4 separate regions of the Homo sapiens genome follow, and all the other regions are linked to region 1. Evidence: chromatin contacts called from ENCODE Hi-C or POLR2A ChIA-PET data. All regions are on one chromosome and are shown on one strand. Each heading gives the region's core, a stretch centred on a gene start or an enhancer-like site at or near the end of the contact. The rest is flanking DNA. Distances are from core to core; before and after follow the strand shown. Region 1 holds the start of ERI3 (ERI1 exoribonuclease family member 3). Region 2 holds the start of POMGNT1 (protein O-linked mannose N-acetylglucosaminyltransferase 1 (beta 1,2-)). Region 3 holds the start of GPBP1L1 (GC-rich promoter binding protein 1 like 1). Region 4 holds the start of CFAP57 (cilia and flagella associated protein 57).

The links. A loop is a pair of places that touch in the nucleus more often than their neighbours do. ChIA-PET counts read pairs that join two places held with the same protein, here RNA polymerase II (POLR2A). Pooled maps may share reads with other maps.
Region 2: a loop to region 1 is called in a map of CD4-positive, alpha-beta T cell, with 5 times the contacts of the local background. The contact joins the promoter of POMGNT1 here to the promoter of ERI3 in region 1. A Hi-C loop is called at or near these places in 1 of 168 maps with a recorded cell type or tissue (CD4-positive, alpha-beta T cell), 1 of 37 single-sample maps with no recorded cell type and 6 of 50 pooled maps. POLR2A ChIA-PET finds 5 or more read pairs at or near these places in 1 of 52 experiments (activated CD4-positive, alpha-beta memory T cell).
Region 3: a loop to region 1 is called in a map of naive thymus-derived CD4-positive, alpha-beta T cell, with 7 times the contacts of the local background. The contact joins the promoter of GPBP1L1 here to the promoter of ERI3 in region 1. A Hi-C loop is called at or near these places in 1 of 168 maps with a recorded cell type or tissue (naive thymus-derived CD4-positive, alpha-beta T cell), 1 of 37 single-sample maps with no recorded cell type and 6 of 50 pooled maps.
Region 4: a loop to region 1 is called in a map of CD4-positive, alpha-beta T cell, with 5 times the contacts of the local background. The contact joins the promoter of CFAP57 here to the promoter of ERI3 in region 1. A Hi-C loop is called at or near these places in 2 of 168 maps with a recorded cell type or tissue (CD4-positive, alpha-beta T cell and posterior vena cava) and 8 of 50 pooled maps.

Annotation. Positions count from the first base shown.
Region 1 is chr1:44,352,490-44,359,107 of GRCh38, forward strand. ERI3 (ERI1 exoribonuclease family member 3) reads right to left here and starts at 2,768. Exons shown (of 9, transcript NM_024066.3): 1 at 2,403-2,768; 2 at 361-436. The coding sequence starts at 2,537. RefSeq lists a silencer at 2,503-2,732 and enhancers at 2,602-3,102, 3,003-3,052.
Region 2 is chr1:46,196,999-46,202,782 of GRCh38, forward strand. It overlaps POMGNT1 (protein O-linked mannose N-acetylglucosaminyltransferase 1 (beta 1,2-)), which reads right to left and starts at 1,436. Exons shown (of 22, transcript NM_017739.4): 1 at 1,338-1,436; 2 at 704-873; 3 at 1-86. The coding sequence starts at 823. RefSeq lists a silencer at 1,365-1,564.
Region 3 is chr1:45,681,282-45,687,899 of GRCh38, forward strand. It overlaps GPBP1L1 (GC-rich promoter binding protein 1 like 1), which reads right to left and starts at 5,252. Exons shown (of 13, transcript NM_021639.5): 1 at 5,131-5,252; 2 at 4,295-4,339. RefSeq lists enhancers at 4,868-5,466, 5,093-5,242, 5,303-5,352, 5,423-5,542, 5,563-5,892.
Region 4 is chr1:43,170,002-43,176,619 of GRCh38, forward strand. It overlaps CFAP57 (cilia and flagella associated protein 57), which reads left to right and starts at 2,329. Exons shown (of 23, transcript NM_001378189.1): 1 at 2,329-2,452; 2 at 2,734-2,909. The coding sequence starts at 2,753. It overlaps EBNA1BP2 (EBNA1 binding protein 2), which reads right to left and starts at 2,289. Exons shown (of 9, transcript NM_006824.3): 1 at 2,052-2,289; 2 at 1,885-1,968; 3 at 1,478-1,650; 4 at 755-878. The coding sequence starts at 2,117. It overlaps MIR6733 (microRNA 6733), which reads right to left and starts at 1,711; the gene lies at 1,651-1,711. RefSeq lists enhancers at 1,364-2,000, 1,826-2,055, 2,001-2,636, 2,186-2,315, 2,396-2,445 and a silencer at 2,556-2,755.

The sequences.
Region 1 (6,618 bases), core at 1,518-4,017:
TTCTTCCTATTTTCTTAAGATGTGTATTTCTCAGGATAATGGGCTATTCTGGTTCTATTCAACCATCCTGAACCTAAAGTAGGTGCTCATGAGATGCCCATAAAGCAGTTGTGACAGAACTTGACAGTCTGGATCTCCCACCTCCAACTCTTACCACTTTAGAAACTTTAAGTAAGTTTCTACAGACTTTGAGCATATGTTACTTTATCAGAAGAAGCTACAAAAAAATATGATTCGTTTAGACTTTGGGGATACATGGGAAAAAAAATACAATCTGCATCAGCCCCCACCCCCTACCCTCCAAGCCCAAATACTCAGAAGAAAATAAAGCCAGACTTGACCATGCAACAGGATTCTCACCTCTCCTTACTTCGAAGATGCCAAGACCGGCAGCTGGGGATGCTGAAGGTTCTGTGAGAGCTGGAAAGCCCCAATGCTGTGGATAAATACACATCTCTGCAACAAGTCTATTTCAATACCAAGGATCAAATCCCCATGAAGGATACTACACCTCAAACTCTAAACTCAAACTTCGGGATAACTGCTATCTATGTGCAAAGACAGTGCCCCCACAGAGCTTTCAGAAACTATTAGTACTACATTTGTAATGATTTTCATGTTCTCTAGTCATATACTTTTGCTCCTAAGGAGGCTCACCTCCTAGAAACACTAAACATTTACCGAGAAAGATAGCTATGAAGTGGTGCCTCTGGGTAGTTTCAGAATCCTAGTCTAGTCAAGGAGGAAGACACTGGTAAGGCTGACAATATTCAGAACTAAGGAACTAAGGCTGGGCCAGGACTGGGGTAGGGGTTGGTTGCCACAAATCCACAAGCCATACTGAAAATGGCCACATAGACTAGGAAACACTTTCAGGATAGTTCCAAGCCTGCTTCAAGCTCTAAGAAAGTCAAGGTAACTAAATCCCAAGTCAAAACATCAATAGATACCTATCATCCTTTTCAACTAATTCATATCCTCCAAAGGACCAGAAGTTGCAGAGATGCCCCTGTTAGTGATGTCTTTTGCATAAAGAAACACCTAGGGTTGGAACTAATATATTCCTGTCTACCATTCCACACATTTAAGACTTTCTTCTACTCAGATCCCCTGGGAAAAGGCCACTCACCAATTTACCCCACCACAAAGAAAACACTTTTTAAAATGAAAGGGAATAAAAGCACTTTTATTTGGAAATTTCAAGTTGGAAGAAAAGCTCTTAGCCAAGCTCTATGACCTAGCTAGCTGATTATTTACAGGATCTTTGGGCAGGAATTGTTAATGAGCTTTTAATTTGGAGTGCTTAAGTTGCCAAAGTGCTCTGAGCTCCAGTGAAGCACCACAGAATCTATAAAGGAAACCTTATCAATCACTTCCCGGCAGCTCCCTTCCCCCAACCCCCACCTCCTGAGGAAAAGGCAGCCAAGTGGGTTTCTAACCAGGATCACAGACACACATTAGTGGAGTCACACTCCAAGTCCCTGTTTATAAATTGGCTTTTAAATGGTAGGAGATTCAGGTATAATAAACTAAGCTCCAAGCAAGAACCCACTAAAACAAGGCATGCTGTATATGATAAAGTCAGAATAAAGCAGAATTTGATGAAGCCAATTTCTGGAAGAAACTCTACAATCAAAACTCATTTAGCCACTCACAACCTACTATAGTTTGAATAGCGTACACTCTTTTAGCCAATAGGATTCATGTTTTGCTGCCCTTCCGCTGGGAGACTGATTAAATGTCTGACAAGAGTAAATGCCATTGAAGTGGCCAGAGACCTCTCGCAGACACAACGATGGGCACTATTTGTTGCAAAATCCAGCTCTAAGGACAAAATCCAAACCCCCATTGAGGGGCCCCACATCCAGCATCTTCCAAGTCAACAAGGAGCAGTTATATTTTGCAAGAACTCGCAGTCAAGCCTCAATCCAAGTTCATGCTTTTTTTAAGAAAACACCTGTTGCTGGACCATTTGCAAGACAGGCAAACAGAAAGCTAGCCAGGTTAGGCCCTTATTCACTCCTTCCACCATCACTACTACCACCGCTTCAGATTTACAAAGAGGTAAACTGCTAACCTGGTGTGTGGGCATGTGTTGGCGAGAGGGTCAAGGGAATGTTCTACCCACAATCTCCATGCTCCATTTCTAGCCTCTCTAGTCAAACCTTTTTCTTCTCTAGTAATCCCAGTAAGTCAACCCCCTTAATAAACTCACCCATCCTGTCTTGCAAAGCTCTGCCCCGCTCCCCCTCCGCCAGAACATTACTCAGTAGATTAAGTAAGCATCCAGGGTAAGCACATGGGCCAGCACCCCAGGTTGCATAAATTCTGCGCACCGCGACCCTCACCCCGCATGCATTAACCAGGGCCCAATCTTGGCGGGGCCATTCAGCATCACCCACCCCGGGGTGTTGCCCCCAACTCGGGCCCATCCAAGTCCAGGGGAGAGTAAGGGGAGGGGCGGGGGGCCAGGAGACCAGCCCTCCTTCCCAGGGCCGCCCCCGCCCCCCGTCAGCAGCGGGAGAGGCTGTCGCCATGGCAACGCCCCCTCCTCGGGGCCAGCGCGGCAGGCTCCCTCCAGGTGCAGGCCCCGACGTCTCCCTCGGCCTCAGCAAGCGCTCAGGGCAGTTGGCGGCGGCGGGCGCGGCCCGCGCCGACTGCGGCGCCGGCCAGGCAGAGGCAGGGCCAGCTCCGCCCGCTCCCCACCGCCCGTTCCCGGCCGCCTGAACAGCGGCAGCCAGCACCACGAGTCCACAACACACCGACTCACCTCCGCGCACTCTGACCCCGACCGACGCGGCGGACGGGCGGGCGCTGTGGCCAACCGCTGAGCCCGCTGCCGACCCCTTTGACCAATGGGCTGCAGTCAGGCGGGGCTTCTTCTCCCCAAACGCTCGCTCTCCCGCCGACATGCGCGCTAAGGTATGTCAAGATGGTGACTCCCGGCCGCCGGCCTTATGGGACTTGTAGTTTTGACGTTGCACAAACTCAGAAGAGAAGACGGGGACGGGGACATCACTTCTGATCTGTGAAAGGAATTTTTTTAAAATGAAACTTTCTATGGCCTACAGCGATCTAACCAGGATCACAGACACACATTAGTGGAGCCCCCCATCTCCGTTTTCCCGCCCTCCAATATACCCGTAAGGTGAATGTGGGCTCACAACGTGACAGAATTCTATTTACATGACTCCTCATGATTCGTTCATTCAACAAGTAATTATTGTCATCTACTTTCGGATGTGGGCCTGGGGGAGACCTGAGACAAGGAGGGATTAAGCTAAGAGGAAAATGCTTAGATTTGTGAAGGGCCGTCCTAAGGAAGAGGGAACTGGCTTGTTCAGGTCCACTCAGAGGAAACTTCTGTTTAAAAGGTTTCTGGCCTCAGCTGTGAGGAGCTTCCCCAGTCAGTCTCTCCAGTAAGCTGGAGAGACCTGTGTTTCTTCATCCTGGTTATGCCTTTCTGGGTAGTCATGGGTCCCAGGTTATGAGCTGGGAATGATGGCTTTGACAGCTTCCCAATCGGTCAGGACCCCATCCTCTGGGCCCAGCTTCAGTTACCAAGCCCCTCTGTGTGCTGTCTGCATACTTACACTTAGGATGATGTCATTTCTGGGCCCTACCACCTCTGAGAGCGGACCTTACCATAACGGTTTCCACCTGAGCTGAGAGTGCCTGGTAATCCCCATATCAGGGAATGCCTTCCTTAATCCCACCCACGTCATAGGTTAGGTGATTCTGCTGTGGACCTATAGCATTTATCATATTGTCTTATAATTGTCTGTTTCCTTGTTGTCGCTCCCACAGGGTTTTAAGTCCTTTAGGAAAAGCATTTTTTCCATATTGTTCATGTTGTATCAGTAATACACCGCATAGGGCAGGTATAAAGAAGGCCCGCAATAAATGTCTGCGAACAAATGAGGGAATATCCAGCAGCAGGGACAGACTTATCCCGAGGTCAGTAAAGTGGAGGCACTATCCCCCAACTCTTGGAGCTGGAACAGATTCTCCTATTATTACCTACACATTAACCCCAGTTGGTCAGTCAGTCCATCTGTATTTATAGTGCCTCTCTTAAGTGTCAGGCACTGTTTCTGTTGCTGAGGATTCATTGATGAATAACGACACACCTCTATTCTCAAGGAGCTTTTAAATTGGAGAGGGAAGCTGGGTGTCGTGGCTCACGTCTGTAATTCTAACACTTTGGGAGTCTGAGGCAGGAGGATCCTTTGAGACCAGGAGTTCAAGACCAGCTTGGGCAACATAATGAGATTCTCATCTCTACAAACAAGTTAAAAATTAGGCAGGCATGGTGGCACGTGCTTGTAGTCCCAGGTACTCAGGAGGCTGAGGTGGGAGGATCACTGGAGCCTGGGAGGACAAAGCTGCAGTGAGCCATAATAAATAAATTGGGGAGGGGCTGTAGGAGGAAGAATAGATAATAAAACAAGTAAATATAAAAATAAGACAAGAGGCAGTGAGATAGCTTTGTTATATACTGAGTTATGGCCTGAGAGTAGGGCACAGCCAATCTTCTTGGCTGTAAGAATGAAGTAAATCTATAGTATCTGGATTCAAGGCTTTATGTAATGCCCAGCCCCAACATCCTCTGTGGAGCCTTCCATGGTCCCCTTGACTTCCCCAGAATGTGTTCTTTCCTCCTTGGTGCACTAGGGCTCAACTGTACAGCTTCCAGGACTTCACCACACTGTAAGTTCTTTTTGTACAAAGACCAGGCAAATTGATTCAAATAATAGAACAGTTTAACAGCTCAGTATACACTTGGTATCTTACACTGCCGCCTAACACAGCACTTGGCTTTCTCAAGCCATGGCTCTGTTGTGTGCTATCTGGTTCCCTAGAAAACAGAGCCTGGGCCGGGCACAGTGGCTCATGCCTGTAATCCCAACACTTTGGCAGGCCAAGGTGGAAGGATTGCTTGAGCCCGGGGGTTCATGACCAGACTGGTCAACATAGCAAGATTCCATCTCTATAAAAGAAAAAAAAGGAAACGGAGCCTGAGGCAAAACTTATGTGCTCAAATTTAATTGGGGAGTTCAATCCCAAGGCATCAAGAGTGAGGGGAGCCGGGTATGGTGACGCATGTAGTAGTCGCAGCTACTCAGGAGGCAGAAGACTGAGGCAGGAGGATCGCTTGAAGTCAGGAGTTCAAGGCTAGCCTGGGCAACATGGCAAGACTCCGTGACTTAAATAAACAAATAAATAAAAGAGTGGGGGAAGGGGGGAAGTGAAGCAGGGAAGGAGGGAAAGAACGTACAAGATAGTGTCTTACTGAGAAGTTGGCCAGTGCCTCAAAGAAAATACAACTAGTTGCTCTGTCGTACAAGGTGTGTAGAACCATCCTGTGTGACAGGGAGAAGGAAGGGTTATGTTACCCCACCACTGCCGTAGCCACAGGGGGTGCCAGATTCCACACCTGGAAGCACAGTCATTCATTTGAGACTAGAAATGGTGAGAGGAATCAAAGCCTCTGGTTGGGTCAGATTAGGTCCACTGCAGTCCCGCCACAGTGGGCACATTGGAGGCTGTGTCAAAACCTAGCCATCATCCCAAGGGAAACAAAGACAACCAGAGGTGTTAGTAAATGAGGTGGGAGTGGCAGTTGAGCTGTGCAATAAATAAGTGGCCAATGGCCAGAGTCGGGGATGCAGATGAGGCAAGGGCAAGTGAATTTGGGGAGGCAGATGAACTGAGTTCAATACACAGACACACAGACACCCTAGCTGCTGGATTGAGCGACTGAGCTAAAGTGAACACTGAGAGCAAGAACAAAAGAGAGGACCAAGTTAAGCCTTTTTTTTTTTTTTTCTTTTTGAGATGGAGTTTCACTCTTGTTGCCCAGGCTGGAGTGCAATGGCGCAATTTCAACTCACCGCAACCTCCGCCTCCTGGGTTCAAGCAATTCTCCTGCTTCAGCCTCCCGAGTAGCTGGGATTACAGGCATGCACCACCAGGCCTGGCTAATTTTTGTATTTTTAGTAGAGACAGGGTTTCTCCATGTTGGTCAGGTTGGTCTCAAACTATCGATCTCAGGTGATCCACCCGCCTTGGCCTCCCAAAGTGCTGGGATTACAGGCATGAGCCACCACGCCTGGTCAGTTAGGTCTTCTTATACCCTGTCAAACCACCAGGAAATGCAGCAAGGTGGTCATCAAAGCTAGGACCTTAACCAGCTGTCAAAGCGCAGAGAGTGCAGGACCCAAGGATAATACATGGCAGCCCGCAAACCTTGGCACAGCTGAGAGAACCCAGACTGGGTCTGAAACCGTTTTATGTGGCAACTGGAAGACCTGCTACTGCTGTCGTAGTCCCTGTAAGCTATGTAAAACAGCATAGGAGGGTGGGCTCAGAGAGAACCTGTTCAGGTTTGAGTCCTGGCTCCATCTGTGACCTTAGGCAAGTCACATACCTCTCTGAAGTTCAGTTTCTTCATCTCTAGAATGTAGATAATACTTGTATCTACTTGTTATTGGAATTAAATATACAACTGCTTAGCACTATCTAGAATAAAGAGTTCAGTAAACAGTGGCTATTACTATTATTCTCACCCTTCCCCTACCCCTTTCTCCTGCCCCTCTTCCCACCATGACCACCACC
Region 2 (5,784 bases), core at 186-2,685, 1.8 Mb after region 1:
TTGGCTTCACTGATGGCTCGCCGAGTGTCCAGGATCAACTTGATATTGACAATGACAGTCACCAGCAGGAAAAGCACGGCCCCTGTCTGAGGGGAGGGGTAGGGATGATTAAGAGGAGCACCTCCTTCAGATCCTAGAGGGTCTTTCTGAAAGGAGGGCCCTGGCTGCAGTGAAGACATCCAGAGAAACTGGGTCCTGTCCCTTCCTCTGTCTGCCTAGCTCTACTCCCCTGACCAGGGCCTAGTTTCACAGCCACTTTCCCCAGGGAACCTCCCCTGACACTTCCCCCTCCATTAGGGCCCTCCCTACCCAGTGCTCCTGTATTCTTCTATTTGAGACCTTGATTTCCTTGGTCCCCTCCATTGTTGGTTTCTAGAGATGGAGCCAGGCCCAGGGACCCAAGCGGGGGATCAGACCTGGGTCCTGGCCCTAACTGCCTCACAGGGGTGTGCCTCTCTGCAAAGCCAGCCTGATCAGACTTCAGGCTTCCGTCAGAAGCTTAGAAGTTGTACTTGGGTTCCGATTCCAGAACTTTGGGTTCAAATCATTACCTATAGGGACATGACACATAGAGGTCTCCCCTCTAGGAACCTGCTGCCCCTTTCCCACTGGGGCTGGCCAACAGGGGTCCCAGTGCCTGATTTAGGTGGGGAGGAAGCTGGGAGGGAGCGCTCGGTGGGGAGGGTTTGGGACATCTCTATACCTGACAGAATCTCCGCAGGGCCCGCTGGTTTGTCAGTTTATACTTCCAGGTAAGGTACCAGCTCCGCTTCTTCCGAGCCCCAAAGGGCTTGATGAGGGGGCTGGGCTTCCAGTCGTCCATACCGGATTGGCGGGTCACCAATGTCCTGGCCAGCCCATGACTTCAGGAATCTGAAGGGACCAGAGGGCCACATGGGGTAAGATGCTCCTCCCAAAGTCTGATGCCTTCTGGGGAGATGAGGGAGGACCTCCCAGCAACTCTTCCCTGCAAGCACCCATACTGTGTGACATGGGGAAAGTGGCTCAACTTCTCTGGGCTGGCAGGAAACCCTTCAGTGGGGTTGGATCACCTGGAAATTCCCTGAGACTGGAGTAACTCTCTGAATCAAGGCTGTCCAAGGGTGGAGGCCAAATAATCGGCTCAAAGTTCGTTAGCCCCTACAAGGACCAAGTTCCAGGCCTTCCCAAGCCTGTGGTGAGCAAAGAGCGACCTCTCCTGCCCCAGTCTTCAACCCTCGTCCCATCCTATCTGCCCCAGCTTCTCTCCTCCTCCCAGGGCCCGGAGCCGCCCGAGGGCTCAGGAGACCTGCACCGGCAGCGCTACCCGTTCCGGACACCCACGCGGAGGCACTCACGGCTTAGGGGCCCCGGGCCCCGCTCGGGCCCCGCTAGGGCCCTCACTGCTCGGCCCGGCTCGCCGCGGCCTCCGCCTCCTCCATGCCGCTTGCGGCCCCGCCCCGGCCTGGCCCGCCCCCCCGCTTCCGCCGCCGCCGCCGCCGCCGCTGCCGCGGGGTGAGAGGGCGACGGGCGGTGCTTAGGGCGGCGGCGGCGGCGGCGGCGGTGGCGGCAGCGGCGTCGGGGTGTAAGCAGCCAGCGAGTAAGGCGAATGCTCAGACCGTGCTAGGCAGCTTCGCAGCCCGGCTGGCTGGTGGGGCTGCCTGCACGAGAGCAGCCCGCTCCCCAGCACCGCCGATGGCAAGCCCGACTCCAGTCAGAGGCCTAGCACCTTGGACCAGATCACAGGGCACGCCAGGGTCAGAGGGGCTGCAACCCTTGGACACAGGGCACACACCACCCGCCCCATACCCGTCCTGGGCAAGGCCGTTACCTAGTCCTGGGGCATGCACAGCTATTGGAGGCCAAGGGAGATTAAAATCCAGGTTCTGTCACTGTTCTAAGCACCTTACTGATGATGTTTAATTCCACAACAACCCCATGAGGTAGGCGCTATTATCATTATTATTGTTTTTTTTTTAATTGAGACGGAGTCTCGCTCTGTCGCCCAGGCTGGAGTGCAGTGGCACCATCTCGGCTCGCTGCAACCTCCGCCTTCTGGGTTCAAGCGATTCTCCTGCCTCAGCCTCCTGAGTAGCTGGGACTACGGTCGTGCGCCACCACACCCAGCTAATTTTTATATTTTTAGTAGAGACGGGGTTTCACCATGTTGGCCAGGCTGGTCTTGAACTTCTGACCTCAAGTGATCCGCCCGCCTTGGCCTCCCAAAGTGCTGGGATTATGGGCAGTGAGCCACCGTGCTGGCTATAGGCGCTATTACTATCCCTGTCGCAGATAAAGAAATAAGACCTAATATCACAAAGCTAGGAGAGGTGGAATTGAAACTCAGCCTAGCTCCAGATTCTGCTCTTAACCACTGCACTCTGCTGGCAACAATACATAAGAATTGCCAGGTTTAAATAACATCATACATAGAAAGCAGTTAGCTTAACACAATGGTTCTCAAACTTTAGCTTGCGTCAGAATCACCTGGATGACTTCTTAAAACAGAGGTGCTGGGCCCCATCCCTAGAGTTTTAGATTCAGTGGTCTGGGGCAGGGTGGGATTTTGCATTCCTGAGAAGTTTCTAGGTGATGTTGATGCTTGTTTGAAGTGGATAGCCATAGAACAGTTTTAGGCAGGGGAGCAATATAATCCAATTTCTGTTTTAAGAGAACCTTTACTTTTTTTGTGGAGAATGGGTTGGAAGCAGACAGAGGAAGCCAGAAGACCAGTTAGATTTTTTTGAGCTTTCTGTATTCCATCTGCTTCCTGAATGGTGGGGTAATATCCCCCAAAATGAAATGTTAACAGTACTTGTCTTAGGAGTTAAAGAAATACATGATTTTTCCTAGTAAGTATGTATAAGAATGGAAGAAAACCCAACACATTTTATTACATTTGAAAAGATGTCCCGGCTGGGCACCATGACTCACGTAATCCCAGCAGGTTGGGAGGCCGAGGTGGGGTGGTCAGTTGAGGTCAGGAGTTTGAGACCAGCCTGCCCAACGCGGTGAAACCCCGTCTCTACTAAAAATACAAAAGTTAGCTGGGCGTGGTGACAGGCGCCTATAATCGTAGCTACTCAGGAGGCTGAAGCAGGAGAATCGCTTGAACCTGGGAGACAGAAGTTGCAGTTGAGATTGCACCACTGCACTCCAGCCTGAGTGACAGAGCAAGACTCCGTCTCAAAAAATAAAAAAATAAAAATAAATAATTAAAAGATGTCCCTCAGGGTTCCTTCCTGACCCTCTTTTCTCCTCAAACTGACTCTTCATGGATGATCTCATTCTCTCATGACCTCTGTTACCAATCTAGATGCCCAAACTGACATTGGCAGTTCTAACCTCTTTCCTGAGCTCCAGGCTGCCTGATGTCCAGCAGGACATCTTCACAGGCCCCTCTAACGCAACAGCACAACTTCTGGAATCATTTCCTTTCACTCCTAGATTTCCTGTGGGTTCCCCTCCTCAGTGAACTGCACCAGGCCAAACAGCTGGGAGTCACCCTTGACTCCTTGTCTGTCTCCAGTGACCAGTCCAGGTATGTCTTGCTCACCATTGTATTCTCTACACCACACACAAAGGCTGGCACATAGTAAGCTCTCCGTAACATTTGTTGAAATCATTCATTTGTATTTTTTAACAAATTTTTATTGAATGCCACTATAAATGAATGTAACCAGTCACCTAGTCCTGTCAGTCTTACCTCCTAAAGAGCCTTCCATTCTAGTCTAATTCTTCTTTGACCTCACAATCAGCCCCAGTGCAGGCCATTTCAGTTTCTTGCTTTCCAGCCAGTCTCCTTGACTCTAGATTTTTACTCCTCCTATCCTTTTCTCCTTGCAAAATCCAGAGTGATTTTCTTTAAGGCAAATGTTGCCGGGTTCGGTGGCTCATGCCTGTAATCCCGGCACTTTGGGAGGCCAAGGCGGGTGGATCACCTGAGGCGGATGGATCCGCCTGGCCAACATGGTGAAACCCCGTCTCTACTAAAAATACAAGAATTAGCTGGGTGTTGTGGCAGGTGCCTGTAATTCCAGTTACTCAGGAGGCTGAGGCAGGAGAATGGCTTGAACCTGGGAGGCAGAAGTTGCAATGAGCCAAGATGGTGCCACTGCACTCCAGCCTGGGCAACAGAGCCGGACTCTGTCTCAAAAAAAAAAGACAAATGTTTTGTCTATCTCTAACTTAAAACCCTTCCATGGATCAAAAAGTACCAAGGAAAATGATGTTACTTAAAATTATAAAGGTAGGCCAGGCATGGTGGCTCATGCCTGTAATCCCAGCACTTTGGGAGGCTAAGGTGGGAGGATTGCTTGAGGCCAGGAGTTCGAGACCAGCCTGGGCAACATAGCGAGACTCTATCTAAATTTTAAAAAAAGTTAATTACAAAGGTAACCTTAGATGAACTAAAAAGAGTGATAGAAATATGTAGTGCCAGGCCGGGCGCAGTGGCTCACACCTGTAATCCCAGCACTTTGGGAGGCTGAGGCAGGCAGATCACGAGGTCAAGAGTTCGAGACCAGCCTGACCAACATGGTGAAACCCCCGTCTCTACTAAAAATACAAAAATTAGTCGGGCATGGTGGCACGTGCCTGTAATCCCAGCTACTCAGGAGGCTGAGGCAGGAGAATCGCTTGAACCCAGGAGGGCAGGTTGCAGTGAGTCAAGATCGTGCCACTGCACTCCAGCCTGGGCGACAGAGTGAGACTCCATCTCAAAAAAAAAAAAAAAAAGAAAAAAGAAAGAAAAGAAAAGAAATATATATTGCCAATGGGGGAAAGGAACTACAGAGTGTGAGTTAAACCCATATATCCATATTTATCTGAATAGGACAATAAACAGCAGATGAATGTTTAAAATTGAGAAGTAGTGTGGCTGGGCATGGTGGCATACTCCTGTAGTCACAGCTGCTTGGGAGGCAGGAGGATTGCTTGAGCCCAGGAGTTTGAGTCCAGCCTGGGCAATGTAGGAAGACCCTGTCTCTAAAAAAGAAAAAATAGTGGTAGGATTTACAATAAGAGGATAGTTACTCCTACCCTACCCTTTCACACCTCTAGGCCCACTCCCAATTGGCAACCACTTTTAGTTAACTCTAAACAATAACGTTATGGGTATGAACACCAAAAGAAAAAAAAAAACTAAAAGTTATTTTTTGCCAATTGGGAGTGGGCCTAGAGGTGTGAAAGGGTAGGGTAGGGGTAACTATCTTCTCATTGTAAATCCTTCTGCAACCATGGGCTGGAATTACTTGAATTAAAAGCCTAAACAAACCAGAGTTTTCATGGCTGTTCATTACCTGTTAAATAAAACCCAAACATCTCAGAACCATTTTCTGTAACCTTGTTACTCAAAGTGTGGTCCCTTATTACTTGAAGTGTGGACCAGCAGCATGGCCATCACCTGGGAGCTTATTAGAAATGCAGGATCTTGGCTGGGCGCAGTGGCTCACACCTGTAATCCCAGCACTTTGGGAGGCCAAGGCAGGCGGATCACTTGAAGTCAGGAGTTCAAGACCAGCCTGGCCAACATGGTGAAACCCTGTCTCTACTAAAAATACAAAAATATTAGCTGGGCATGGTGGCGCATGCCTGTAATCCCAGCTACTCAGGAGGCAGAGGCAGGAGAATTGCTTGAACCCAGGGAGGCAGAGGTTTGTAGTGAGCCAAGATCGCGCCACCACGCTACATCCTGGGCGACAGAGCGAGACTCTGTCTCAAAAAAAAAAAAAAAAAAAAAAAAAAAATGCAGGATCTCAAGCCCCACCCCAGATTTACAAAATCAGAACCTACATTTTAACAAGA
Region 3 (6,618 bases), core at 4,002-6,501, 1.3 Mb after region 1:
TCAGTCTTCTCTATCTCCAAATCAAATCTCAATCTAAGCCTCTATATCCAACTACCAATTTACAAGGAATCAAGAAAATCTAGAATGTGGGAAACTGCAGGACAAATGACCTGGTTTCTTCAACAAAGTACAAGGAAAAAAACTGAGGAGAAATATGCAAATTAAGGCATTTAAAATGGCAGCCAATTGCAGTTTGTGGGACCTAGATCCTGATTCAAATAAATTACAAAGGTCAACAGAAAAGTAGTACCTAAGAAAGAAAAACACCCCTCCGTGTGCAACTCATCTGTGCAGATTTCACTGAATTTCACTGGATTGGTGTGTTAAAGGATGTTCATTAAAGACAACTTCTCTAATAATCATGAAGTTCTTACCGTCAGACATTATTTTAAGAATTATACAAATATTATTTATTACAACAACCCTAGGAGAAGGTACTATTATTGTTCCTATTTAACAGATGAAGAAACAGGCAAACAGTCTCATTTAAATAATTCACTCAAAGTCACAAAGCTGTAAGCAGCAAAGCTGAGATTCGAACCCAAATGGTCTGGCTACAAAGCCAACCACTGATTACCATACTATGCCATTTCTCTGTGTGCTATGGTGGAAACTATGCTTTGGAATCACAGAAAGCGGCCCAAATCTCCATCTCTATGTTACCGAAATTACTTAACTTCTTGGAACCTCTGTATATCTCTTGTAGAAGGGTTAATATCTACTTCTTTAAATAGTAAGGAATAATAAGATTACATAATTGACTCTATTACAGCATCTGAGTTTATGAAGCCCACAATAAATGGTTCCTATTGCCCTTCCTGCCATACATGGTAAGACGAATTAAAAAGTAGAAAAATTTACTAACAGCACAAAAACTGGAAAAGCTCTACTTTCAAATTAACTAAACAGCCCCAAAACCAACTTTTCTATATACTTATAAACTTTAAAGATAGCAATAATTCAGACAATAACTTTTTTATATACCAAACTTTTAAACTTAAGCAGAAACAGAGTTTGCAAGCTCAATTTAAAGTATAGCTAAACTTAACCAAATGAGATTTTTCTGGGGGAAAAAACTTACTCCACACAAATAGACCTACTGCTCAGAAAAGGGTACTAAAACTTTGTTCATTCTGGTGATTCTCTAGGCTGACCTCTGGTTAACAAAAGGCAAAGTGGTTTTTATCTTAGAAAAGGAAGGTGAACTTAATGACTTTGTTAAAATCAACTCCTTTAAGAGTAATTGCTTTTTATGTTATCCTCCAACTATTAAGTATTATCTGTTAAACCGTAAAGTTCTTTGTTTTATGGTCATCTAGATACTCCCAATCCCTAGTTTCTTAACAAAAATAAATGATTGAGCTGTTTTAGCTGAAAAATGATTCAGCTAACAGATCAATTATTTGCCTTAGTAAAGAAAAATAATAGGCTCTTTTAAATGTTTGCCTAGCACGTTTGAAATCACCTATAAAAATTCAATTTACATAACATTAGAAATATATCTACCTCAGTTAAAGTATACCTGTGGACAAAAGTTCAGTTCCTCTTACTGAACTATTTTCCAAGTTTGATTATAGGCTGTTTGAGGCAGATTTCAGTGGGAAATAGGAAACACTAAGTCTGATTTAGAAGTAACTTGGGCAATTAGGTCTCTAACAGCACAACCACGTATTAAATTCCAGACAACAGCAACTACAGCCACTTAGGGGGTATGTTATTTTTCCCCTCATCTATCTGAACAACCATAAATACACCAAAATTTGCCTTTCCCATTAGTTTTTTTTTTTTTAGTTGGAATCCTTTAAAATTTTGTCTGCCTTTCATCTTTTAGACCAACAGTCTTACTTTCATGTTTAAAGGCAGTGACCATAACAGTCAAGTTAAACACAACAACTTAGATTGCCTAAATTTGAATATAGGCCTTTTTTTTTTTTTTTTTTTTTTTTTTTTGAGAGGGAGTCTCGCTCTGTCCCCAGGTTGGAGCGCAGATCTCGGCTCACTGGAAGCTCTGCCTTCCGGATTCATGCCATTCTCCAGCCTCAGCCTCCCGAGTAGCTGGCACTACAGGCGCCTACCACCACGCCCAGCTAATTTTTTGTATTTTTAGTAGAGACGGGGTTTCACAGTGTTAGCCAAGATGGTCTCCATCTCCTGACCTCGTGATCCGCCCGCCTCGGCCTCCCAAAGTGCTGGGATTACAGGCGTGAGCCACCGCGCCCGGCCTGAATATAGACTGTTACCTACCAGCTGGATGAATCTCTGGACTCCTTTTCCTCAACTACAAAATAGGGTATAAAACAGTATCTACTTAGACCTGGCGCTGTGGCTCACGCCTGTAATCCCAACACTTTGGGAGGCCAAAGTGAGCAGATTGCTTGAGTCCCTGAGTTCGAGACCATTGCTTGAGTCCCTGAGTTCGAGACCAGCTTGGCAATAGGATGAACCCTCCCCCTCCTCTCTAATAAAATACAAAAAAAAAAAAAAAAAAAAATTAGCTGGGTGCGGTGGCACGCACCTGTCGTCCCAGCTACTAGGGAGGTTGAGGTGGGAGGACTGCTTAAGCCTGAGAGGTGGAGGCTGCAGTGAGCTGAAATCATGCCACCGCACTCCAATCTGGGTGACAGAGTGAGACCCCGTATCAAAAACAAAACAAAACAAATAAACCAGTATACTTATAAAAGTAAACAACAAGCCGGGCGGGGGCGGTGGCTCATGACTATAATCCCAGCACTTTGGGAGGCCAAGGCAGGCGGATCACCTGAGGTCAGGAGTTCAAGACCAGCCTGGCCAACATGGTGAAACCCATCTCTACTAAAAATACAAAAAATTAGCCAGGCGTAGTGGTGAGCCCCTGTAATACCAGCTACTCGGGAGGCTGAGACAGGTGAATCGCTTGAACCCAGGAGGCGGAGGTTGCAGTGAACAGAAATCAAGCCACCGCACTCCAGCCTGGGCAACAAGAGCGAAACTCCGTCTCAAAAAAAAAAAAAAAAAAAGAAAAAGAAAAGAAAAGAAGGAAAAAAAAGTAAGTAACAAATACAAAGCACTTTAAACAGCAGTCAGTCCCTGGCACATCAGAGTTATAGCCATAAAATAAAGATATGCAATCTTCTGAAGTATGATTCACGATTGTGTCTTATCTTTAACTCAAAATTAAAAATGAATTACAAGCAGAAATGTGCACCAGATTTCTTATCATTCTAAATTTAAATGGTTGAATGTGTCCTCCTCAGCTAAGCATTTTAACAGCCACTGATGAGCAATCTAGTAAATTGAATTCGCTCAAAATAAAGGTTTCCCCAAGAGTTCCCCCCACACCACAAATCAAGAGCTCTGATAAAGACACCATCCAGAATCAACTGAATGTTTATATTAACATGTACAAACCACTGAGTACCCCCCCAAAAAATCAATATCTCACTCCAGTTTAGTAGTTAACAGTGACAAAACACAAAGCAACTAGCTTGTAATTTCTATTAAAAACTTTAAATATTTTTCCTGTAAAACCACCAAAATAATTTAACAACAACAACAAAAAATCCTAGGGGTATTAACAAAAACCAACTTTTGTATTTGAAAAAACGTCAAAAGGTACATTGAAAACTGACTCCCTAGGAAAGATGAGTTTATTTTACTATTAATTTCAAAGTTCTCATTCACAATTAGCATTTCACTCTTTTATCTTTTAAATAGATACAGGCTTCAGCACCTTTCCAAATATTGAAATTTATTGGTTTTGGTTTCCAATCTATGACTTTTTGTTTAAACTTCTGGATCTATCGATTAAAAAAAAAAAGCAAACAAAAGACAGTCTCTTGTTCAAAAGGGCACGACAATCAGGTACTCCATACCTAAAGTATGTTTTCACTTGTTAAAATGTCTTACACTATTCTAGTAAATATCTCAAACTTAATAGCACCCTAATTTCCTTTCAAATATTGGATAAAAAAGACCTTAGAAAAGATCAGCAGTCTACTAAATTACAAATATAAGTCTAATGAGGAGTGACTACCAATCACTTTACTTTTGGATAAGATTTACACAAGAACACGACTTACTACTAAACTAAAACATGAACCACTATTATTAACTGTATTTTTCTGGTAAGCAATAAATGTCAATGTTAAAAATATTTCAACAAATATGACAAGCCAACTTCAGAGCACGAAGTTGGCAGATAAAATTGACACCACAGCACAATTTCAAAACTATAAGCAACTATTAAACACACACACCACCGCACCGCACCCATTCTTATGTAAACTTTTGGAATAGTCAACTTTGTGAGCCTCACCTTTGTTTTCACCCAGCATAAGGAGAGTTAAAGGTGAGACACCAACTGCAAAAAACCAAAATATCAAAAGATTCAGTTAATGTCCCCACAGGGGAAAGGACTAAAATCTTTAAACGTTAATGTATTTAAGTAATCGAAGGGCAGGGCACTTCCCCAAGCTACAGCCATTTTGGATTCAGACTGTCTTTCGAATTTCACGGGTTGGGGAGAACTAGATTTAAAACAACAGAAAAAAAATAACACTTAAAACATTTCAGGATCGACCAGCTTTCCCTGCCCCTCCAAGGAAAGGAGGTTGGTAGATATCGGATAGACTCAATCTAAGCGAAAACACCTCGCTACCACAGAGAACCGGAAAGCTGGGGGTTAAAACTTTTTTCCCCTCAGATATCCAACATTTGACTTACACTTTTTCCTCCTTAGGTTTTCCTTTGAAGGAAAACAAAAGCCCTTAGCTCTCATTTCAAGAAGGAAAGAAAAAAACCCGTAAGCCAAGTCACTCAACGAGCACCAAGCCGGATCGCCTGGAGAGGAGCCAAAGAGCCGCAGGTGAGCGTTCCGACCCGACGACCGAAGTTAAAGTAGGAGCGCTTTCGCGGAGCCCCGGCGACGCTCGCGTGCAAAGCTCCATGCACGGGGGAGGCGGGGGTGCCGCATCCGAACCACTTGACCCGTGGGCTCCGCTCGCCCCTCTCGGGTCGGACCTATACCCAACCACCTGTGTGAGAGCTTCTTTCAACTAGTTTTAACAGCCCGTTGGTTAGGCACCGGGCGGAGCCCCGCGCCAGAACGACTCCAGGATCTCCTACTGCCCCGTTTCCCAAACTCCCACTCACCGGGCAGCGGCGGAGCTATGGCCAGGGACTAGACGCTGCGTCTGAGGACGCGTCCCCAGCTTGTCGACCCGGCAGAGGCGGCTAGTCCACAACCATAACAAAGCTCTTCCCAAAATGGCTGCCCGGCCCACAAGGTCCAGGAGGGGCAGAGCGGGTGGAGGAGGAGGAGCGACCAGCAGCACGGCCCTCCCATCCCCCGTCCGACCCCGCCTTACACACGCCCACCTGAAGAAGCGCATGCGCAAGGGACTGCTCCGGCGACCCTCCCGGACGCCAGTTCCCTACGCTGCCAACGTTCGGCCTCCAGAACGGCGGTTATGCCCTGCCCCGCCCCCGGCTCCCTTCTTCGCCGCTTGAGGCGGCGCATGGTCACCTCTGCCCCCTACAGAATTGAATCCTCTGCCTTTCCTCGTGCCGCCTGAGGCACGGACAAGCCTAGTTTAGTACGCCCCTTCTAACCCCCTTGCCCACTTCCAGGGCCTGGGCGCGTATGAATGAGTGGGTGGGTATGCATGTGTGTATCCCTTTTTTCTTCACCCTCCCACAGCCCGCCCCTTGGCCAGTGCGCGTCCCGAAACTACCTCTACAAGGACTTGCAAACCGGTTTCGGAGGAACGTGTGTTTTCCGGCCCTTTCCCACCTTCCGCTCCTTACTTCTCGTGTGCGCGTCGTTGAGACTCCAGTCCCCAGCGGGCCACACGGCCTGGCCCCGGAGGCTGCGCGGCTGCGTCGGCCGCGCTACCCGCTGGGAGTAGTAGTTCCCCTGGAGCGCAGGCGTCACTCCCCCGCCCAAGCGAAGGGCGGGATTCCGGCGAGAGCCTGCGCTTGCGACAGTGCCGTTTCTCCTACCTGAAGTCTCATTGGGTATCGCACTACTGGAAGGGGCGGCGCTGCCATGACAGAGAAGGCAATAAAACTGAAGGCCTAGCTCGACTAAAAGCGCTTACTATTAAGGAAGACTTCGCTGTGGCTCCATCCGGCACGGAAAGCTAAACCGTGTAATGGCTGGCAACCAGGAAGCTAGACTACCTAGAATCCGGAGGATTGGAGGGACTGGCCGGCGTGGGCCCCTGAGATCTCCTACTACATGTCTTCAGTTTTATCCATAGACACGGAAGGGCACTAAAATTGCCTGGTGCCATTTCCTGTGAAACAAGTCTAGATAAGAGAAGGGACTTGCCCAAGGTCACATAGCCGAGAAATAAAGCCGAGGGCAGTAGGAGAAATGATCTGACTTTCCGAACCACCCCCAAGCCTAGGGCCCTTATCACCACACCTTTCATGGAAGTGAAAATCCTGCTCTTGTGCTCTTTAACCCTTAATGAAGTTTATAGGTCCCAGCAAAGAAAATGGATGTAAGAACTGGGCTTTTTTCCCCCTCTAAATGATAGTAAAGGGCCCTAATGCAGTGAGATGTGTCCCCATAGGCCTTATAAACCCTGTTTTGCAAAGTAAAACATAAGTCCCACAGATGGCAAGCAATTCAGG
Region 4 (6,618 bases), core at 1,079-3,578, 1.2 Mb before region 1:
AGTTCATGAAAAAATTGTCATCCACGAAACTAGTCTCTAGTGCCAGACCGCTTCTTTAAATAGTCTCTAGATTACTTATAATACCGAATACAATGCTATGCATCACCTCATTCTCATGGATTCAATGTAGTTCTCGGCACACGGAAAATTCAGTTTTCCTTTTGCAATATTTTCAAATTTTTTTCCCCAATATTTTTGATCCAAGGTTGGTTGAATCCACAGATGCTGAACCCATGGCTATGGAGGGCTGAATGTATGTTGGATTACATGCTGGCAATCCCTTCTTCCAAAGTTAAATGAGGTCCAAGTTCTACCCAACTCTAAATTGTACTATATCTGAACCATCTAAGAATCCCTCATTTTACAGAGGAGAAAACTGAGGCCCAGAGAAAAGTAATTGTCTACAAGTTCTAGCACTGACAGTGGCAAGGGCACAAGAATGCTGTCCTCTCTGCACACCATGTCATGACCATGCCAGCTAGGAAATGCACTGGGCCATCTTCACCTCGGGGACCACACTTCACACAGCACTGTTCCTCTCCTTAATTGCTGATTTTAGAAAAAATGTCATTTTTATATGCATCTAATTGGTGGTAACTGGCATGACTCTGAAGTAGCCAATCTATGGAAGAGGTAATAATTGTCCTCTGACAACTGGCTCCCCGTTATTGGGCTCATAGCTATCTTTCTAAGCCAGCTGAATATGCTTAAGTACAAAGTTTTGACTTTCCAGAGGAAAACTTCTATTTCTTACCTTCTGCATCTGCAGATCAGATTTGGCCATTTCCGCAAAATAATCAGTGGGTCGCTTCGTAGGGACTTTGAGCTGATGGAGGCGGGGTAAGACTGCAAGCACTGCGGCCTGGGCTTGGCGATAGCTGAGAATCGTAGGACAAAATGTGTAATGAGGTGAAGGAGGAGGCCTTACGTTCCTTTTCACCGCCAATCATGAGTTATCCAAGCTCAGAAGGACTCTCAAAATCTGACCTCCATTAGCAAGAACAAACAAACAAAAACTGTCTCACTGATTTAGTATCTAAAAGAAATGTAGCCGTATACTAGTTTTTAAAAAGGGGAGGGGTGTTGCTAAAAATAGTTTAAGAGAATGACTACTCTAAAGGTACCCATTAACACAAACGAATGTCGATTATGGATTCTTATGTAATTACTAAAGCAATTCCACACAAGAACATCCCATAAGCAATGTTTGTTTGTTTGTTTTCCTAATAACTGAAGCATGCACAAAAAGTTTTAACATGAATATTTCAAATTAGCCCATAAAGTGGATTTTGGATCGTGACCGTGGACCAAAGAGCTCTTCTCTCAAACAGGAAGAATCTCCTAGCTATTCTTAGTCAAAAGAAGCCGCTCTCTCTACTCCTAGGCTTATTCTGAGTGCAGACTTACTAATTTCCCCTCTTTCCCACTCTCCTGCACAAGGATCCTCAACTTCTCCAACATTTGAAAACAAACATACAAACTCATCTCTCGCTGGAAGTCGTCTTCTGGATCAACAGCTTTCTGGTCCTTGTTCTGAGGTGCTGGCGCCTCAGATCCACCGATCTCCGGTACCGGACCCAGTGTCACATCGAGCCTTTCAACCCATTCCAGATCCCGCTTGAATTCTGCCAAACATTGCTTCAGGCCATTCTAGGAAATCCAGACACTGAGCTCACAAGAAGGGAACTCTGAGTTTGTCTTTCCCAAGCACAGGCTGTTAGGCGAAGGGACAAAGTGCTAATCCCCAATACCCAGACAGGTAATTGACCCTCTTGGCGAGGCGCAGGGTGCATCTTTCCTGGGACAAGAATCGGTCTCCCAAGCCCAACAGCGCCTGAAGCGCATCCCATGTCCGAGTACCCCCGACCCTGTGCCCACGCTCACCACGTCGTTCACGGCCTTCTTCGGCCCCTCTAGCACGACATTGAGGCCTGGCTTCAGAAGCCCTCGGGAAAACGCATCCTGCAACTGCAGGACACAATCACGGTCACTCCCAGGGGTGTAAGGCCCCCTCTCCCACGCCCAGCCCCACGAGCTCGGCTGACACCTACCTCTCTGTCTGTGACAAGGGATTCATCGGATTCCGACTCCGAATCCGAGAGCGGGGGAGTGTCCATCTCGCCGCACGCACGTCCCACACCTACAGGAAGAAACGGGGTATCCCGAGACCCAAGCGGCTAGCAGAGGGCGGCCCTGGCCGCTGCTGCCTGCCTTCAGCCCCCTACTCCCACGCCGTGGCTCCACGTGCCACCGAATCGCTCCAGCGCCAGCAACTCACAGCTACTGCTCAACTTTTGATTGGGACTTCCGCTTCCGGCGGCAAACCATACTTCCGGTTTGTCGTTGCTATAGGAACCGCTACGGCGTTTGAAAGTGTCCGGGTTGCTTAGGATCCCTACAGGTAGCGCCTCTGGATACATGCGTGGTCTGCTGACCCAGAGAGAAACGAAAGGTGGGAGGGGGTACCTGGGGGTCGCCAGAAGGAGCTGGTAGCAGTGAGGGTACAAAGGAAAAGGCAGAAAAAGGAGCCGCGGGGGTGGGGTGGCGCGGAGGAGGACCCCGGGGGAGGGGAAAGGGGAGGGACAAGGGGAGGGGAAAGGGGAGGGACAAGGGGAGGAGAAAGGGGAGAGACAAGGGGAGGAGCAAAGGGCGGGGAGGGCGAGTCCGGGCCGGGGGCGGGGTCGGAGCGGGGCGGTGCTCTCCACTCTGAAGCGCTGCCTTGGTCTTCAGCAGAACTGTTTGGCGGGAGATCATGTCAGCCGTGGTAGCTCAGACGCTGCATGTTTTTGGTCTTCGATCCCACGTGGCCAACAATATCTTCTACTTCGATGAACAGATCATTATATTTCCTTCAGGAAATCACTGTGTGAAGTACAATGTGGATCAGAAATGGCAAAAATTCATTCCAGGTAAAACTTTTTCCATCCTGACATATACAGGAATGGTATGTGCCACATATAACCCCATAATCCCAGCATGATGATTGGAAAGAAAGATTTTGGCCAATTTGAATATATATGCAGTATTATAAATGTAGAGGAAATAAATGGCGACTTGTATTATGAAACTAGATTAATCAGTCACGCATATGTAGTTAAAATCACATATAAAATGTTAATTTAAAAGTACTTTTTTCACTGTAATTTCATGAAAATATGTTAAGAACCCCTCTTTTGGTGTCTTCAATATCACTGCCTTTGTCATCACCAGAGCCACTTTTTGAGTTGTCTAACAGTTTTCCTGAGCACACCACCTTCATTATATCACCGTTTGAATCCAAGTATGATGAAGACACTGTAAACTTTATCCCAAGTCGCAAATAACCATTTGTATAGCATTACAGCCCTTATTTTTGTTCACAGTGGTCCTGTTAATGATATTCATTATTTCAACAACCGAATCCATTTTCCCATTCTTTGTTGCATTGACACCTTTTATTGTGACATATACATACAAAAGAATGTACCCTACATATATGTCATATTTAAAGAATTACAATAGAATGTAGATCTGTGAACCCAGCCACCCAGCATAGGAAACAGAATATTACCAGTTCTAGTGCTTCTCCCTGTATTCTGTGTCTTGCTGCATCAGTTCAATGTCATGCTTTTGAGATTCACACATCTCGATACATATAGCCAAGTTCATTTTATTGCTATGTAGTGTTCCATCATATGAATATAATGTCTCAAATATATGTATTCACTCTAATATTGAGGGACATTTGGGAAATAACAATCATTTGCTATTACAAACTATACTACTATAAACATTCTTGCATGCATATACATTCATCTATTTGTGCAGATTCTCTAGGGCACACAGCCAGGACTAAAATTACTGAGCAATATGATAGTACCAATTTACACTCCCACTAGAAGTGCATAAGAGTTCTTATTCCTCAGCAACCCTGCCAACCCTTGGTATTGTCCAACTTCGTAATTTTTTGCTAACCCAATGGTTGAGAAAAGGAATTGTGGTTTTCGTTTGCATTTTGCTATCATTAATGATGATGAGTATCTGTTTATGGGCTATTCCTATTTAGTCGTATGTTAAATGCCTTGTTCAAGTCTTTTACTTGTTTTTTACAGTTTGTTGTGCAGGATATTTTTGGGCAATTTTATTGATTTACATGCACAATTTATATATTCTGTATATCAATAATTTGTCAGATATATATATATGTCTTGCAAATAATTTCTTTCAGTTTGGGGCATTTTTCTCCCATCTTACAAGTATCTTTTGATGGACAAAAATTATTAGTTTTAATAAAGTCAAATTTATCAACCACATAATATTCTGTTGGAATAAGCTGTATTAAATACAGTTGACTTTAATTTATTGATGTTTATTTCCAGCATATTTGCTAAATTATTATTAATTCTAATGATTTGTCTATAGATTATGCAGAGACTTCTACATAGACTATCATGTTATCTACAAATAACGATGACTTTCTTCCTTTTTCTTGTGTTACCTGTGCTGGTAAGCACCTCCAGACAGTGTTGATTAGGGGCAATAAAAATGGACATCTGGCCAGGTGTGGTGGCTCATGCCTGTAATTCCAGCACTTTGGGAGGCCAAGGTGGGCAGATCACGAGGTCAAGAGATCAAGACCATCCTCGCCAACATAGTGAAACCCCGTCTCTACTAAAAATACAAAAATCAGCTGGGCGTGGTGGCACGTGCCTGTAGTCCCAGCTACTCGGGAGGCTGAAGCAGGAGAATTGCTTGAACCCGGGAGGCAGAGGTTGTGGTGAGCCAAGATCGCACCACTGCACTCCAGCCTGGGAAACCAAGCCAGACCCTGTCTCAAAAACAAAAATAAAAAAGATCATATGACTTTCCAATATAAATTAAATTATGGTTTTCTACAGACAACATTAATTTATATTTGCTCTCATACTTACCAAACTTTTTCCCACCATTACTCTTTACAAATCAGATATTCCAGCTGGGATCATTTTCCTTCTGCATTTACTGATAATGTATTAATAAATTCTCCCAGTTTTTGTCTGAAAATGACTTTATTTTATCCTCATTTCTGAAAGATAGTTTCAACAGGTGTGAAATTTTTATCAGCATATTATAGATCATATTCCATTGTGTTTTTTTGGCTTCTCTTTTGTTGCTGTGGTTAAGAAATTAGCTATCAGCATCGTCTTTCTGTAGATGATCTTTTTTTCTGGATGTTTAATATCTTCTCTGTCTATGGTGTGTGTGTGTATGTATCTATACACATACACCATATACATATATACGTATAAAATACACACCATATATACACACACCATATACTATATGTACATGTATATATACATAGTATATATACATACATATAGATACAGACACACACATCAGTATAGTTTTTATTTTCATTTTTTATCCTCCTAGGGATTATTTGAGATTCCTGGATCTAAGGACAGGTATCTTTTTTGTTCTGTTATCTCCTTCTGGAACTCCAAACCATCTCAACTCCATCCTTCCAGTTTTTTATTTTATTTTATTTTATTTATTTATTTTTTAAGAAACCAGGTCTCACTCTGTTGCCCAGGCTGGAGTGCACTGGCACAATCATAGCTCACAGCAGTCTCAAACTCCTGGGCTCAAGCCATCCTCCCCACCTTAACCTCCTGAATAGCTGGGAATACAGGCATGCACCACCTTGACCAGCTAATTGTTTTTATGGAGATGGGGTCTGGCTATGTTGCTGAGGCTGGTCTTGAACTCCTGAACTCAACTCATCCTCCCACCTCAGCCTCCCAAGTAGCTGGGATTACAGGTGCAAGCCACCACACCTGACGTTCATGTTTTTGGGTTTTTTTTTTTTTGAACTCTTATTTGGATTTTTTATACCTTACTCTCTCTGTGTTGCATTCTAGATAATTACTTTAGATGTATCTCGTAGTTCATTGCTTCTCTTTTCTGCTGCATCTAACTTAATGTTTAATGTATCCATTGAGATTTTACTTTCAGTTATTGTGCTCATATTCTTACACTTCTTACTGTATCACTTCTCTTCTGCTCCTAACTCCATCTTATATCACCAGGGGCCTTGTACACATGTGGGTGGATCCTTGCAGCCCATATGTTCAAATTCTACCCATATATTCTATAAGCAACCACCCTGTGCCCATCCTTCAGGCCCAGGTTGAGTAGAGACAGCCTGGGAAGAAACCCCCAATGTTGGTCTTGTCAGCAGGCTCAAGACTATCTGAGCAGGGAACTCCAGAGTCCTGGGTACCTGCAACGTGATCTAGAAGAGGCAGGACAAACTCCAGGCAGCCACTGTATCCCACTTAATGGTAAGGGGTACAGCCAGAGAAAGACTCCGGGATGCTCTAAAATTTGAGGCCCAAGGGAGGATCTCCACTGACCAAGTCTAAGGGTATTACCGGTGAAGGGAAAAATATAAAGGTCATGACATTGGGAGACCTGGCTTTGATCTGGCTCCCCATTTTATAGGCTCACAGAGCCTCAGTCTCCTCATCTGTAAGATGCAGATGATGCTCAGCTTGTTCAGCTCAGAGTCATGATGAGGCTCAACATATTCATTTGTTCACTCAACAAAAATGTATTAAGTACCCCCTGTGTTCCAGGCACAAAATAGACACGCAC